Regions from separate parts of the Mus musculus genome. Here region 1 is linked to region 2. Evidence: chromatin loops called from intact Hi-C (ENCODE). Cell type or tissue: gastrocnemius. All regions are shown on one strand. Each heading gives the region's core, and the rest is flanking DNA. Links, peaks and the distances in the headings are about the cores only.

The links. Peaks named below come from ENCODE experiments on the same cell type or tissue, not always from the same donor. Only the 100,000 strongest peaks of a DNase experiment are listed, where the experiment ranks them.
Region 1: a loop joins it to region 2, with 2.3 times the contacts of the local background. A loop is called at or near these places in 15 of 42 quality-filtered maps.

What each region holds. Positions count from the first base shown.
Region 1 is chr3:135,629,513-135,633,902 of GRCm38, forward strand. All of the region lies in intron 6 of Nfkb1 (nuclear factor of kappa light polypeptide gene enhancer in B cells 1, p105), which reads right to left. Among named protein-coding and RNA genes, the nearest start is that of Gm46827, 23 kb to the left of the region's middle. In gastrocnemius, for the core only: a CTCF peak has its summit at 1,749; DNase peaks (open chromatin) are centred at 1,421 and 1,769.
Region 2 is chr3:135,724,425-135,728,814 of GRCm38, forward strand. No RefSeq gene overlaps it. Among named protein-coding and RNA genes, the nearest start is that of Nfkb1, 35 kb to the left of the region's middle. In gastrocnemius, for the core only: no CTCF peak of the experiment used is centred there; DNase peaks (open chromatin) are centred at 1,769 and 3,511.

The sequences.
Region 1 (4,390 bases), core at 220-4,219, 95 kb before region 2:
TCCAGTCTGTGTGACCTTGCTTGGTCTCTTCACCTGTTCAGTAATGTTCAAGGGGCTGTTAATGAGGAATATATACATTCAAGTACACAAACACTTCACAACAGTACTCAGCAGAGGAGAGGACAACCCTCAGGGGCTATCTCAGACTGTCAGATGCTCCCTCACTTAGAGGATGTCTAATAGGTCCATTTGAAGCAAGTGGCTGGAAGATACTTGGCCCACATCAATTCCAAGGGGAAGGTTTTTCTTTTTTCCTACATTGCAGTGTTTTGTTAGTTTTCTACAAATACATTTATTTTCTTTCTTTTGCTATGTTTTATTTTTCTACAAAATACTATGTTATTCTAGTGTCAGCTGCCCTTCTTGGGGACAATCAGACTTCCTTGGCCTTCCCTGATGAAGGAAAACTCTTCTAGAATTCTGGGTCCATGGGTCAGAGCTCCTTTTAGAATAAGAACTACAAGTCATGGGCTCAGGTATAGCCCTCTTAGTCAGCCACGTACTTTTTTTTTTTTTTTTTTTTTTTAACCTCAGATAGCCCTGACCTACTGTGGAAAAGCATTTGCTGTTTCTTCAAAGGGGTAACAAGAGATGAGTGGCCTAGAACTTCCTCAGCATCACAGTTTCAAAAGCCAGGCTGCTCTCTGGGTGAATTCGGCTAACGTACTCTGACAGAAAGCAGAAGCAGCATAAATGTAAGACATCATACCTAAAATCATTCTTTTCTGCTGATTTTTCTTTCGAACATCCTCAGGGTTCTAACAGGGCCTGGCTCTGCTTGTGAACCCAACCTTGCTCTTTACCACAGCAGGTCATGGTTAGGTTAAGATCTCTCAAAGCCAGGCTCAAATCCCCCAGCTGTCGTGGAGTGACGTGTGTCAGCTTCTCCACCTTCAAAAATCAAATTAATGACGAAGTATCACCGGACTGTTTTAAGATTAAAGGAGTTAAGACAACACTTGGTTCCTGATGATATCAACAATCTCAGAAAATTGTTTCTTATCTAGCCCATTATTTCACTGAGTACTAAAGTTTACCAGTTTAGTTTGTTACGCCCCTTTCTAAGAGCCCCACACTGTAGAAGGTCAGAGAGTGGGGGCTACACCTCGTTCAGAACAAGCCCAATTTCTTTCTCTCACGGAATTAAACAGTGGGACTGACGCTAACTGGATAACTTCAACAATACAGGTAAAACCTAACTGGAGAACTCATCAAACAGAATGTCTAATAACAGTGTCTGGCACGGTTGGGAAGTGAGAGAAAGCTTCCGTGTGTTTAACTCATGCGGACTGAGATTTGAAGGCAGAGTTGAGCTGAGTAAGCAAGGAGCAAGTGGAGGATGAGGCAGCTTGGCAGGCGTTCTCTGCGGGCGGGTAGAGCGCATGCTCGAAAGGCATTCTCAGCAGGTCGAGCGCAGTCATGCTCGCAGGGTGCTCAGTGCTCTCGAGCCCTCATCCTGCTCATTAACAGCGCACAGGAGGAGTTCCTTCAAGCAGCTGCACCAATAGCCCGTGTCTCTTGTGTTTCCCACCTTCCTCACAATGTCAGCCCATCATGGCTCCACGACTGTGCCCTTTTCGAGAATGACTGGAGGACATAGGGTAGGAAAGTGATATGTGACTGGCTAGTAAGCGTTAAATAACGCCTTACTTCGCATGCTTGTTCATTTCCCAGAGCACGTGCTCATCTAAGTCTATGTGCATATTCTGTCTCTACAGCCGAGGAGGGAGAAATCCCCACAATAGCCATGTGGGGTCAGTAGTGGCACCCCATATCACCGGGGAAAGAACCAGCCCTTTGCAAGCTCAAGTAACATGCACCACCTGGTTCCAATGGTTTGGGGTAAGGTGGTGGTGCCCTGAACTCGGGGTCTGCCACTGCCTCCCCAAAGTCTATTCACATTTCCACGGCACCATGTCAACACTCGGCTCGGTTATTTTTCTCTCTCTAACTGGCTTTAATGCGCCATGGCTGTAATCACCGATCTGAGCACAGGTACAGCTACAGAGACTCCTGCTTGTTTGTTGGCACTGGTGAGGCATATTGTGAGAAAGGCCTCATGCTAGGTGTGAAAAGGAGGAGCAAGAGTCCCCTTGTCATCCTGAAAGTCTTTTCCATTTAAAGAAAAAAAAAAGGCTACTTGCTTACTCTTCTTGAGTCAAGTCAAATTATAAAGAAGGAGGGAGGGAGGGAGGGAGGGAGGGAGAGAGACGAAATAGTATATTGGTTTAATAATGTATGTCCTCTCAAGGATGACAGGGAGTCAGTTTACTGTTCTTTATTATTTATTTGTGCAACCAGGAAGCACAGATCAAGCCTGCTAAACGGGATTATAGCTAATGGCATAGGAAGGACTCATGACACTGGTCTCGTCTTGCTAAGACAGGGATGCTGAGTTGATCTAATCCAGGATCAAACCCCAGCCCTGCCATCTTACACGAACCAATGACCTCTGATCCTCGTGCTTCATGGCTAATTTGCTGGCAGCTCACTGGGACTCCTGCATGCTGTCTGGCACTACGGAGCCTTTTGTCCTTCCCTCTTATCTATGGAGAACATCTGGGCTTTCTGATGACCCTGAGATAGGCAGGGTTGGCACTAGTAGTACCCTAACTTGCAGATAAGAAGGCAAGTTTAGACAGCCTGAGCAAGTGATGTAAGCTTTGGAGAGACAGCCAAGATGCAGAACACTGTGGAGTTCACTCTTAGCCCTCTGAATATTGGTGTGGGAATGCAAAGCAGGGACAGGATACATGAAAACCTCTTTGATTCACCACTATTGCTGGCACACTTGGACCTTCACCAGGGTTCATGGATTTGCACTGTTCCTGACACTCCCTACTAGTGTGATCAACATCTCAAGAGTCAGGCTGCAACTACAATGGCAAACCACCACTCAGATAGGAGGGTTTCATATAGAGCAGGCAAGTAAAACCTCTATCTGCCTACACCCCTGCCCTGAAAGAGGGTAACACCTCTAACTGCCCACACCTCTGCTCTGAAAGAAGGTAATACCTCTACCTGCAGACATCCTGCTCTGAAAGAGGGTAACACCTCACTCTTGCCTTGCTCTCTTGCCTCTCCCTCTTGCTCCCCTTCTCTCCCCATTCCCTTCTCCTCTCTCTCCACATGGTCATGGCCAGCAACTACTTCTCTACTCTCTCCCTCTCTCTGCCTTTCTCTGACTCCACTACCCTCTTAACTCCCCTCCCCAGGCCCTGAATAAACTCTAGTCTATACACACACACACACACACACACACACACACACACACACACAAAGAGAAGAGAGAAGAGAAAAGAGAAGAGAAGAGAAGAGAAGAGAAGAGAAGAGAAGAGAAGAGAAGAGAAGAGAGAAACACCTCTACCTGCATGTACCCCTGTTCTGAAAGTTTCACCTCATCAGCCTTGATGCAGGGCTTCCTTGTTTTCTTTTTGGTTTCCTTTTAATTTTCAAACTTATCACATGCATCATAAATATCTAGAGGTCAAGCGCCCCTCAGTACCTCAGGTACAATTGGGTCTCAATGCTTTGGTGACATGTGACAAATCCTCACCTTTGTGTGGGGGCTTAATACTCCATGATTCCATAAGAGCATAGGAATGTGGCTTGTCATTTATAGGATGGTGTTAGAAATATTCCCTCTGCCAGCCCTTTGCCAGGCAGGTACACGTCTAGGTAGAAGGTGAAGTGTGAAGGGGTGCTCCCTGGGCTGGGTCCTCTTTATTACCTTTCTCTTTTCACTGTTCTATTTGCCTTTTCAGTTCTTCTTTTGAAAAAAATTAGAAAATAAATAAAATCAAGCCAGATCTTCAAACGAAGCCCCAAATAACCACTTCTCAGGCTACTCCCTGGCTCCCTGCCTGCCTCCTCAGAACCTGTTCTGAGTGAGTTTTGTTCAAGTCAGGACATGCTAAGTCATCATTCCTCAGTTCAAAATTCCAAAAATGAAAACACTTGGAACTGGGTGATTAGCACAGGGGCTCAACACACAGTTGTGTGAATACATGACAATTTCCCATGTTAATTGAGTGATTAGCACAAGGGCCTCAACACACAGATCTGGGAATACATGGTTACAATTTCCCATGTTAAAGAACAGAAGTAAATAAAACATTTTAATGTCTCTATTCTTAAAAAGCCTCGACAGCGGCTGAGGGAGCCTCGGGGGTTTTGGGGGAGTGGGGTCCTGATTCAACCTTGATTCTTGTATTTCCAATGCATCTATAGTAGACCCTGCTGTTCCAGAACTTGCCAAGAGGGCTCCCACCAGAGAGCTTTTGGACTTGCGTGCTTAGCTGGGACATTGTTCCAGGATGTCTGCTGTCTTCTGTCCAGCTCCAGTCTGTGCACAGCTCTCTTCTCAGACAAGTGTTTTTCGAATCTTCCT
Region 2 (4,390 bases), core at 205-4,204:
GAGTCAAGAGTTCCGGGGTACTGGTTAGTTCATAATGTTGTTGCACCTACAAGGTTGCAGATCTCTTTAGCTCCTTGGGTACTTTCTCTAGCTCCTCCATTGGGGGCCCTGTGATCCATCCAATAACTGACTGTGAGCATCCACTTATGTGTTTGCTAGGCCCCAGCCTAGTCTCACAAGAGACGGCTATATCAGGGTCCATGCAACAAACGCTTGCTAGTGTATGCAATGGTGTCATCGTTTGGAGGCTAATTATGGGATGGATCCCTGGATATGGCAGTCTCTAGATGGCCCATCCTTTTGTCTCAGCTCCAAACTTTGTCTCTGTAACTCCTTCCATGGGTGATTGTTTCCAATTCTAAGAACAGGGACGCTAAAACAGCTCCTGTTCTGGCACAAGGCACGTGACCTTAGAGTTTACCCTTATTGGCTCTCCTCTCTCGTCCTGACACTCGAACAGGGCAACTCATGCACCATTTGACTGTTTTCCTTAGGAAAGGAAGTTGGCAGAGAGTGTCACACAAGTGTCTCAGCACCGGGACTGGGAAGTAGGCATGGGGAGCAATGGCAAGAGTCAGGTGGATCTTTGTGAGCTGAAGATCAGCCTGGTCTACATAGCAAATTTTGGGCTAGCTAGGGGTACACAGACCCAGTCCCAGAAAAGCAGTGACCCCCATGCTTCTCTCTTATTTCTTGATCTTGGCTGTGAATCTCCAGACTTGAATATATAACCTGAAGTAACCCCAGAAGCCAGAACAGTGGGAAGGACCGCGGGAGAAGTGAGGACAGAGTTCTCCAGAGGGAAGAATGGAATGTGGGTGCTATTGAGGGGACTAGGACAATGAGGGGACTTTACCTGGGGAAGGGGAGAGACAGCAACAAAGAGGAGCAGGAGGCATAAGAGATAAACAATAAGGATGTTTGAAAAGTCACAGGAAGCCACTATTTAAAAATCTTATTTAAACAGTATTTTATGTACCACATAGGGTGATAACACTTCCCCCAAGAAACATATATTATTTAACCAAAACCTTAGTGCCCAGCGTAGGTTAAAATGTCCCTTTGAGTTGTGGGTCAGGTGAGACTCTGAAAGGAAAATAGACTATTGGCATTGCCCTGGTTTGTCTTCTTAGAAGTTGTAGCTATGTCCCTATTGTTCAAGTTAGGTACTTCAAAGTCTCTCCTTTAGGACTAGCTCTCATCAATGTCCAAAAATGCCCCACCAAACAAGCTAGAAGCTGAGGACCAGCGTCTGAAATTTTCCTCTGCCTTCTATGTGTGTTGTGGTATACACGCACCTGAGCTCACATGCACATGTGTGAGCATGAACATTCATAAATATATATGATAAAAGGCCTAGATATAAGCTCACTGGTAGAATGCTTGTTTACCTGTCATGTACGAAGATGAGCCGTCCATCCCTAGTACCACAGCAAGCCAATGACTTTGAAATGGCACGCTGGGATTGATAGCCAAACAATGGTCGATGTTTGTACAATACTAAGCTATGTGCCTTAGGTGCTGCGCCTAAGAGGCTGGAGCAACTGCAGAGCTCATCTCTCATGGAATGCTCCTGTCCTTTCGGCAGTGGTGGCAGCACAGCAGGGAACGAAACAGCAGCTGATCACAGTCTCACAGAGGTGTGGCCCCTTCTCTCCATGGGAGGGTGCATTGGAGAACCACACGCATGCGCGCAGACGGTCCGCGTGGCACGTTAATGAAGAGCTGATCTTGCAAGTGACGTACGGTTGGCACACTTGGGCTTTGTTAAGCTGTGGTGAAGCCATGCTCTCAGAATGCGGGAGTGCGGTCCATGGCCTCCTTGTCCCCTGCTGACTTGTAGGCTGGTGCTGTCATTTGTCCTTTGTCTCCAGGGAGCAACTAGACCAGACCAAAGATTGCCACTGTAGGCCAAGTGCAGTCAGTTCCCAGGCCCGAGGGGTCGGTGGTGAATAGGCCAGCCAGCTCAGGCCGGGACATTCATTCCAGGCAGTTTTTCACTGTGATGAGACCACAGCCAAAATATTAGTGCTTAGTGACAGACTCCGTGGTTTTGCCTTGCTTTTGGCTTGGTCCATACTTCACTCTGCAACTGGATCATGAGTATTTCATGGTTTTTAAAAATAAAAAGGAAAAGAGGCAGCCCCACACCAGTAAACTTCTTGCACGGGGGAGTAATTCATACCAGGTGCTTTATGTCACCATCATCATCATCACCACCACCATCATCATCATCATCTTGTAAATCCTCTTCAGCAGCCAACAGCTTATCTCTGGTCCTTAGTGTTTTAACAACAGCTCACTGACATAAGTCCTATCACTTAACCACAAGCTCCAGTATACCATGGAGAGGGGCGGAGCCATTCAGTCTCCTGTGAGACTCTCCACACTGGAGGAACAGGGGCCTCTATTTCCTAAGTCCTGTGGCCCAGTTACCTTGTCAGACTCCTGTCTCTAGTTTTACCAGTTGTGACCAGGGGACCGTGACTACTTGGTAGAAACTTCTAGGGGTCTGGTGTCATAGTTCCGAGGGGAAGATTTGGGGAATAGTGGGTGCTGGAATGACACCCCAGTCTTAGTTGGAGTCCCTCCAATGCAGAGTTTGTGGCAGAGACGACGCTGACAGGCTGTATATAGTAGACTCCCAAGCCTGGGAATGGGCCAGTGTACAGTGTAAGCCACCTGCTCTGTGTACAAAGTTTATCAGCTTGGAGTCAGGAGCGCAGACCCAACAGGAAAAGAATGAAAGGAAACAGAAGTATCTTTCTGCAGGAGAGGGCAGGGGAGGGGAGGGGAGGGAAGGGGAAGGGAAAGGAGGGGGGGAAGGGAGGGGGGAGGGGAGGGGAGGGGAGGGGAAGGGAAAGGAGGGGGATGCTCACTTCAAATAACACAGTAAGAAGTGAGCCTAGCTTCGCCAGAGTCTTCCACTACAGCCTGGGAACACATGAAGTGCAGATGACCAGAGCGTCGTTGAGAGAGGTCAGGCCCACCTGGTGCCTGCGCACGAGCCCTGTGTTGGCCCGAGCCCTCTCACTGTCCCTGCTTCTCCAGTCCTGGCTGCAGGAGCCAGTTCCGCACTTATGCTTCAGCTGCTTCAAGTCACGCTTAGTCATTTCAGCCCAAAAGACTTTTAACTGCTACAGTGCTACGGCCACTAAGGTTACCTCATCTCTGGCCCTGAGAGTGTCCTGCCACGAGCTTTCATCTTGGGGTAAGGACCCATGTATCTTACTAGTGATTGTCCCCGACACCTGGGATAACACCAGGTACCTTAGAGAAATTCAATACACAGAGGCTTCAAGGAATACATTTCTGGCATTTATTTGACGTTGGTGATGGTTGCCGCTGTCAATGTCACAGGATCCGGAATCACCTAGACATGTGCCTCAGGGATCACCCTGGATCCATCAGTCTCTGCCTGAGATTTTGAGAGGCCGCTGAAATTATGTTTGTTGAGATGGGGAGGCCCACTCATGGTGGGTGGCATCATGCCATGGGTCTGGATCCTGGATGCTATATAAAGGAGAAAGCTGGCTGGACACCAGCGTTGGTCCCTGTTTGCTTCCTGACTGCGGCCACACAGGACCAGCGGCCTCAGCTCCTGCCGTGGTCCCTTGGCCACCGTGATGGAGTCTATGTACCCTTGAACTGTGAGGCCAGAATGAACCCTTCTTATATCAAGTTGATTTCGTGCGAACATTTATCACGCAATTAAAAGCAGCTAATTAAAACATCCTGATATTGATCCTTTCTAGCCTCAGGGATGATTTCTTCAATTCGGACCGGGGTTTAGGTGTAGCTCCGCCCTACCGCGTTTGCCTAGCAGGGAGCCGTGGGTCCTGGTATTTGAACTCAGGTTGTCAGGCTTGGCATTAAGCACCCTTACCAGCTGAAGCCCTCTCACCAGCCTCTGCTGCGTTTCATCCACAAGAACAGAATCCCTACCCAAATTGTAAGAACAGTGATGAGCAAAATGCCGGCGTGCTGATATCCTGTCCTGTTCTGTTGAGCAGTGGCGGAGAATTTTATTGGTTAGAAATTATCGCATAAACCGCTTACCCCCGCAACGGGCATTATCCCCGATCGTCGGGAAGCTTTCTGAAAGAGGGTTGAGTAAAGTCAGGAGAGTCACCCTTTTTGCCTAAGCCAAGTTTGCCCCACTTTTCCAGCCTTCCTTGCACGTGGCTTGTTGAATGAGCATTTAAAGCAAATGTATGAGATCGCAAAATTATACAGCCTGCCAAGCTTCCTGGGATAATTACCGTTGTCAAGAAGCTTGTAGAAGTAGACATTCTTCCTTAGAACCAAAGATTCAAAAAAAAAAAAAAAAACCAGAAGCGCAATGAAGCCACGGGGGCCACGGGAGCCACGGGAGCCACGGGAAGTTTGA